Linked DNA regions of Homo sapiens: region 2 is linked to region 1. Evidence: chromatin contacts called from ENCODE Hi-C or POLR2A ChIA-PET data. All regions are on one chromosome and are shown on one strand. The core of a region is the stretch at or near the end of the contact, and the rest is flanking DNA. Distances in the headings are between cores, read along the strand shown. Region 1 overlaps DOCK2 (dedicator of cytokinesis 2). Region 2 overlaps DOCK2 (dedicator of cytokinesis 2).

Region 1 (3,359 bases), core at 218-2,717:
TGTCTGAGCTGAGGAGACATTAATAATTTCACCCTTCTGCAAGAATCAGAGGAAAGATTGTGATCATCAGATTTTCAAAGTAACTTGGAAATATCAAGGAGAAATATTTTCAAATGCACTGCCATTTCCGCCACCCATTGTCTGTTTGTCGGATGAGCCCCAACAACCTGTTTTATGTCAGGGGCCATTGCTTTCCCTTCCTTCATTTCAGGAGTTAACTTATTACCTTAAGCCTTTGTTTCTCTGATTATAAAATCCCTACACTGTAAAACATGTAAACCTAACTGAAATACATAACTTAGAAGGTGAGACTCCTCATTAATCCAACCAGGGAGGTTAGCTATTGTCAAAGTTTTAATGGGTATCCTTCTAGGGACTTTCAATGCCTATAATAATATACAAGTGTAAAATTGCATAGAACCAGTCCCTCATGTAAAACCAGTCTCCAGGTACCTGCCTGTTATCAACCCCTTCCCCCAGCCTTAGGAGTGTTGCTCTGCTCAAGGCTTCTCCAAACAAATGTTTATCACCAACCGTGAAATATCCGCAGCCTAATCTGTGGCATCCAGTGTGAAATGCACAGAAGAGTGCTCCTGTCTCCAATTCAGATAAAGAGAGTCTCTCCTGTCACAGCCCTACACGCTCAAAAAGCTCCTCAGTGTGCCCGGGCCTTGGCAAAGGTGCTTTCCTAGATAAAGCACTGACACACTTAACAGGTTTGTTTGCTCCTCAACCACAGAGCAGGCCAGCCAGTCACAGCCCCCTCAGCACTGTCTCTGCAAAATCCCCATCCTTCCCCTCACCCTTCTTTCCCGTCTTTCTACTTCATTTCTGTGGCTTTAAGTGTGTGCCTCTTCTGTTTATCTTCTTGAGTGTCAATCACTCTCTTTCTCTCCTTGGGTTTCTATGTCTTTATATCTAGTTCTCTCCCCACCCTCCCCCTGACTTCATCACTCTCTTTCTGTCTTAGTCACTCTCTGTCTCTCTTTCTTTCCTTCTTTTTCTAACTAACCCCCTCTCTAAAGCCCTCCTGAAGTCAGAAGCATAAGTGAAGTCAGTGCTGAATGTTCCCGTTGGTTATGGGGACTCAGCAATTGCTGCTGACCTTCTGGGTCCAGCTCAAGGTCACAGAGACAAGGAGTGTTGAAGTGGCTACGTGCCTAGGGCTCCTCATTCTCTTCCTCTCCCTAGTTCCATAGCTCCCTCTGCTAACTCACCCCCACCCCGGCTTTTACACAGCTCACTCCTGAGCCTTCTTGTTCTGCCACCAGAGATAACTGCCACAGCATATATATTCTAGAGTCAATCTGCTTTGGGTTCAAATCCCCACTGCCCGGCAGGCACTTTATTACAAACAACAGCAAACATTACAGAGCACTGCTCTGCTCCAGGCACCTTCCTGGATGCCTGTGAAATCACTCACTCCTCACAACCACAGCATGAGGCAGGCACTAGTATCACACCCACTTTACAAATTAATGAAGCTCACGCAACATGCCAGAAAACACCAGGCCAGTGAGTGTCAGAGCCAGAATTCAAAACTGGCCATCAGCTCCTGAGCCCAGCCTCTCAGTCTCTTTGCACACTGCTTTGCTCTACACTTTACTGCCCCCTTAATTCCCACAAGCCTTGGGCAAAGTGTAAACCATAACAGTACTGTGTCAGAGGATTGCGAGGATCAACCCACATGGGAAGTTCTCAGCATGGGTGCCTGGCCCCAGCAGATGTTAGCGCCTGCCGTACTGTTGTCAGTTGGAAGAGTAGCATGATTATCATTGCTCTCATCCCCACTTCACAGATAAGGAAACAGAAAAACTCTCAAGAGGTTGAAACTTGCCCAAATGTCATCAAAGTAGAAAAGATGGGACCAGAGTACCCTGTCCTTGACCTGGCTGAAAAGAGAGGATCCTAATCCAGCATGGTGGTGGTCAGCCTCCCCATGAGATCACACTGTTTGTCTTTCTTTGTGCCCACAGCCACCAGCAATCCCTAATGGACTGTCCACTCATCATGCCTTTTGCCTTGAAGTCTGTTACTCTTCCATGAGGCACAGCTGCCTGAAAACGCTGAATGAATTCCATCACCATGGCTGCTACTGGTCTAGAGTATTGAACCTGCCCACTGTGTCTCCCACCCACATTTAACATCCCGACCTGGCTTCCCAATCATTTACAGACACATGGGCTCTTTCTGTAGGGTGTACCTGTGTGTGTGGTGGGGAGTTCTGCCCAGGTCCTCCTGGGAACCACCTGCTCCTCCAACAAGGCTGGGCTCCAGCAACACTTTCCTGCTGGTTGGCCTGTCCAATCCTACCCTCCATAACTGAATGGCCCCCTGGCAGTTCTCCTTCTGGAATTTGTCATTTTTAAGAAAGAAACATAAAAACAGGCTTTTTTGGAGTGATCTTAATGGCAGCACTCCAGGGGGAAGGGTCATGAGCTCCTGCTGAAGAGATCCCTGAGGCTGTCCTGGTTCCCAACTTCTCTGTGTCTCATTATTTAACTTTTTTTTTTTTGATTTTATGAGCTGCACAAATATCTTTAAAATAAACTCTCCTTTTTGCCTAGACTAGCCCTGGCTGGTTTTGTTGCAAACCCTCACTAGTCAGAACTTGGCAGAGTAGAGCCAGCTTCTTCCTGCAGCTCCCCTGAGTTTGAAACCAAGAGCTGCTGGGAAGTCCGGTGAGCATTTAGTTCTTGCTCTTATTGTACAGATGAAGAGACTCAGGGCCAGAGAGGGCAAGTGACTTGGCTTCACCATCTTATAAATATTATGTGACTGAACTGGAAGGAAAAAAGATTTTTAGTCTGTAAGACTAAACCAAGGCTCTGCTCAACTTTAAATTTTGTAGGAAACTAAATTTGATTTTCACGAGAAAGAGAGCAGTGATCTGCTCTAGGTCACAGACTGTGCCAATGATATAGCTTGAACCAGAACCTGGTATTCTTCTTCTATGTTCTCAGCATCTAACAGGGGAAGGCAGATAACACAAATCCCAGGAAGCCATGATTAGGGGCCTCCACTCCAGTGGGAATCCAATCTGCTCCTTGCTATTCATGTCACAAGTTAAGGGTCTTGACACCACACTTGAGTCCAGGGATGAAAATATATCCTGCACCTGCCTAAGTCTTATAAAGGATAAAAAAACAATTCTAGGAGGAAAATGGGGGAAAAGTACATATATATATATAATAATATAAATCTTAAATTTATAATTTAAATATAAGTTTATACAAATTTAAATATAAATCATAAATTATATATTATCTATATGTCTTAAAATATAAATATATATATCTAAAATATATATACATATTTTAAAATATTTACTTTCTTTTTAGCTGAAGAATGGCTGGGAA
Region 2 (3,359 bases), core at 377-2,876, 34 kb before region 1:
TATGTATAGCTCACATTTATTTTAATGTATAATATTAGAAGTGTTTTGGTCTTTATTTAGAAGTATGGCGATATTTTATGGTGATATTTTAAGTTAGGAACTTAACTCTTGTTTATATCAATTAGCCTATGGCAAAATTGGTTTTGTTATACATCATTTCACTTAAAGTTACGGTTCCCAAGAACCTATGGATGACAATAAGTGAAGACGTACTGTGTAGTGTTTTCTTCAATAGACGATATTACCATCTTTCAATGAAGGCAACTGGTCCTTTCACCTTCAAACACCTATCCCAGTGCCAGTTACTGGGAATACAGAGAGAAAACACACACTCTTTACCTGAAGTCAGGAAGCTGGTGTTACGTAAGCACAAGGAAAATCTTAGAGAAGCACGAGAAGGAGGAGAGGCCCCTGAGATCCCGAATACATGGATTCTCAGTGCTTTTGTTTGGCTTATGATGAAACAAATACGAACAGGGAGGAAACCGTCAACCTGCCCAGAAGCTGCCAGCACACAAGGCCCAGAGGTACTTTATTGGATGCCAAATTCTTTTAACACACCATGAGAAAAGAAGTTGACAACTTTCCCATGCATTTTGGAAGGTGTGTTAGAACGATTCAACACACACACACACACACACACACACACACACACACACACACACATTTATTGGGTTGGGGGAGCCTTAAAACTTACAAATCTAACCAGAGCTGACTCCGTCCCTCCTCAGTCATAGAGCAGAGTTTACAGCTAGGGGAAGGTGGCAATCACCAGGGCAAACTGGGCTCACGCTGGATGGGCAAGAGCCACATGCTTCTTAGCACAGCAATGCCAGGGTTGCTAGATCCAAAAGGATCAAGGCCAAAGCCATGGTGGAAGGGGAAATACATGACCCCCAAAGTAGATTAGAAGACGCTGGGTCTGAGAAAAAAATAATGCTCACCTTGGCAAGGTGTGCCTTACTGCTTCGGTGACCCAGAAAGAAAACTGGTTAGAGCTCTCTCTGGGAGGGCAAATGCAACGGGATGAATTCCTGCAGCCTACACTCTCTACGGGGCCACAGTCAGTCACCACACCTCCTCCACACCTGGAACCTGAGGGGACTGAGTGGAGAACTGCCTCCCTAGGAACTGGCTGGTGTCTAAGCTGATGCGAGTTGTTCAGGCTTAAGAAGAGAGCAAGGGGAAAGGGGGAGTTCCTCTAGGGATGGGGTGAAGCAGAAGATTTTAGAAAAGGGGCTGCATGGGATGATGCGGGGGTGGGGTGGGGACAGAACAAATGAGAGACAGACAGAGACGGACAGGGAGATGGCTGGACCTGCATAGCTAGAAGCTGGTGGGGCAGAAAGCCTGAACCCATCTGAACCTCAGCCACCACCTAATCATCTTGTGAGTTCCTCTAGAGCTGGCCCTAGGAAATTATCCCACTGTCCCAGCAATGAGCCAGTGTGAGCCATTGGACACCACCACCAACAGCTCACAATCGCAGGCACAGTGATGCCAGGGAGCCAGCAATGGCAGAGATGTCCCCTCCCCCCAACCACAGGCACCACCATGAGCACAGGCAGTGAAACTGAAGCCCCACCACCCCCTCCCTAAGTCACTGAAGTGTACCCTTTAAGCCAGGGAGGGACAGGGCCACACTTTCAGTGCTAACAATTGGTAAGTAAATTGGTATGTGGGCAGAAAAAGCTGAACCAGGGGTTCTATCTTAACTCTTCTACTCAGTAGCCTTAGAAGAGCCACTTCCTCTTTCAGGGCCTTTTTTCCTCCTCTGTAAAATGGATCAGGGGTGGTGGTAATTCAGGTCAATGTTTGTACTGTATTTGTTTTTTATTTTTGGAGTAGTTTTGTTTAAAGAGCAGCTTTAGGTTCACAGCAAAATTGAGTCAAAAGTACACAGTTCCCATATATCCCCTGTCCCCACCCACACGTGGCCTTCCCCACTATCAACATCCCTCATCAGAGCCAGATCAATTTTTCACGTGATGCTAACTGAAATAAGCCAGGCACAGAAAAACGAATACCACATACTTCTTTAGACTTAGAATTTTTTTGCTGAAAATTTTCTTGGATATATAGATAGATAGATTGGTAGATCAGTAGACTGACAGAGACATAGATACAGTGAGCTATTCTAAGAAGCAGGGAGAAGTGGGCCTGCTTGTTATACACCCAAGGTGAAGCCCCTTCAGGGTTTCTCTCAATTGCTGAATTTGACTATCTCTGGGCAGCTGGTTGCTAACATTCCTTTCAGCTCAAACACTCGATATGCCCAATGTGCAAATTCTTTAATGCACACACGCATATACAATCCTTCGTGTAGCTCAAAATGACTCTACCAGGCAAGTAGGGCAGAGCAACTGTTTATCAGTCTCATTTTACAGAGAGAGAAAGTTAGACAGGGCTAAGGTAGCAGGAGCTGCCCCCAAAGTCTTACAGGTGTTGCCTTCCTGACTTTTGTGCCTACAATTTTGAAAGGACTGAGTAAAAGAGAGAAGAGTGCAATAAGAGCACACTGCTGAGTGTCCTCTCCATCCCAGTTCTTCCAAATCCTCGAGTGCAGCCCAACCAATATTTATAAGAACAAAAATATTACTACTCACTACTGAACACTGTGGACACAGAGACCATTTAGTATGGGTGTTAGGAGCCTATGTTTAAATCCCAGCTTCCTATATAAATCTCAGCTTTAGCACCTGCAAAGAGGTGATCATAACAGCCCTTGTAAGACAGTGTTGATGGGAGGATTCATGAAGGTAATGATATATGGTTCTCAGCACAATGCACCTCTGTGTGTTAGTAAGAACTCCAGAAATAGTAACTGAGGAGCCAGGTTCCCACCATCCAGGAGCACTTGTGGCAGTGGAAGGTGCTGAGTGCTGCTGCACAGAGTAACTCAAACCCTGAACCCTAGGTTACAGTTAGCTTAGGACCACAAACCTCAGGAGGGAATGTGTGCTCACGTATCCCCTCATTCAAGCTTCTCATTTGAGAAATGAGGAAAATGAAGACGGAGGGATGAATTCATTCTCTAAGTTGGAATGCACAGGAAACTGCAGAGCTGAGACTCCAGCTCTCCTGACTTCCAGTTGTACCTTCTATGATGCTACCAGATGACTGCAAATAATAGTAGCACTAGTAATAGTTATTAATGATGAAACTTGGCTTATGAGTCCTTACTAAGGACCAGGCCTCTCTATGCCTCTCACCGGCAACATCACATTCAATGCTCACGGGAAACCAGTGAGGTCAACCGTCTATATTGTTTTCCTTTCACAGGTGAAGAATCAGATGCTTACAGAGGTGAAGTATCCCGGGTAAGGTAGCAAAATCAGGAATTGATCCAGCCCCTTATT

Evidence for each region. A loop is a pair of places that touch in the nucleus more often than their neighbours do. ChIA-PET counts read pairs that join two places held with the same protein, here RNA polymerase II (POLR2A).
Region 2: a loop to region 1 is called in a map with no recorded cell type, with 4 times the contacts of the local background. The contact joins two enhancer-like sites. A Hi-C loop is called at or near these places in 1 of 37 single-sample maps with no recorded cell type. POLR2A ChIA-PET finds 5 or more read pairs at or near these places in 4 of 52 experiments (BJ, CD4-positive, alpha-beta T cell, GM12878 and 1 more).

The regions. Positions count from the first base shown.
Region 1 is chr5:169,743,764-169,747,122 of GRCh38, reverse strand. The region is part of intron 22 of DOCK2 (dedicator of cytokinesis 2); the gene reads right to left. Among named protein-coding and RNA genes, the nearest start is that of DOCK2, 110 kb to the right of the region's middle. Within about 2 kb of position 1,467, at least 3 of the 41 ENCODE cell types and tissues checked have a DNase peak (open chromatin) inside an H3K27ac peak, as active enhancers do; they include GM12878, where a contact is called at or near this core.
Region 2 is chr5:169,777,603-169,780,961 of GRCh38, reverse strand. The region is part of intron 25 of DOCK2 (dedicator of cytokinesis 2); the gene reads right to left. Among named protein-coding and RNA genes, the nearest start is that of DOCK2, 140 kb to the right of the region's middle. Within about 2 kb of position 1,626, at least 3 of the 41 ENCODE cell types and tissues checked have a DNase peak (open chromatin) inside an H3K27ac peak, as active enhancers do; they include GM12878, where a contact is called at or near this core.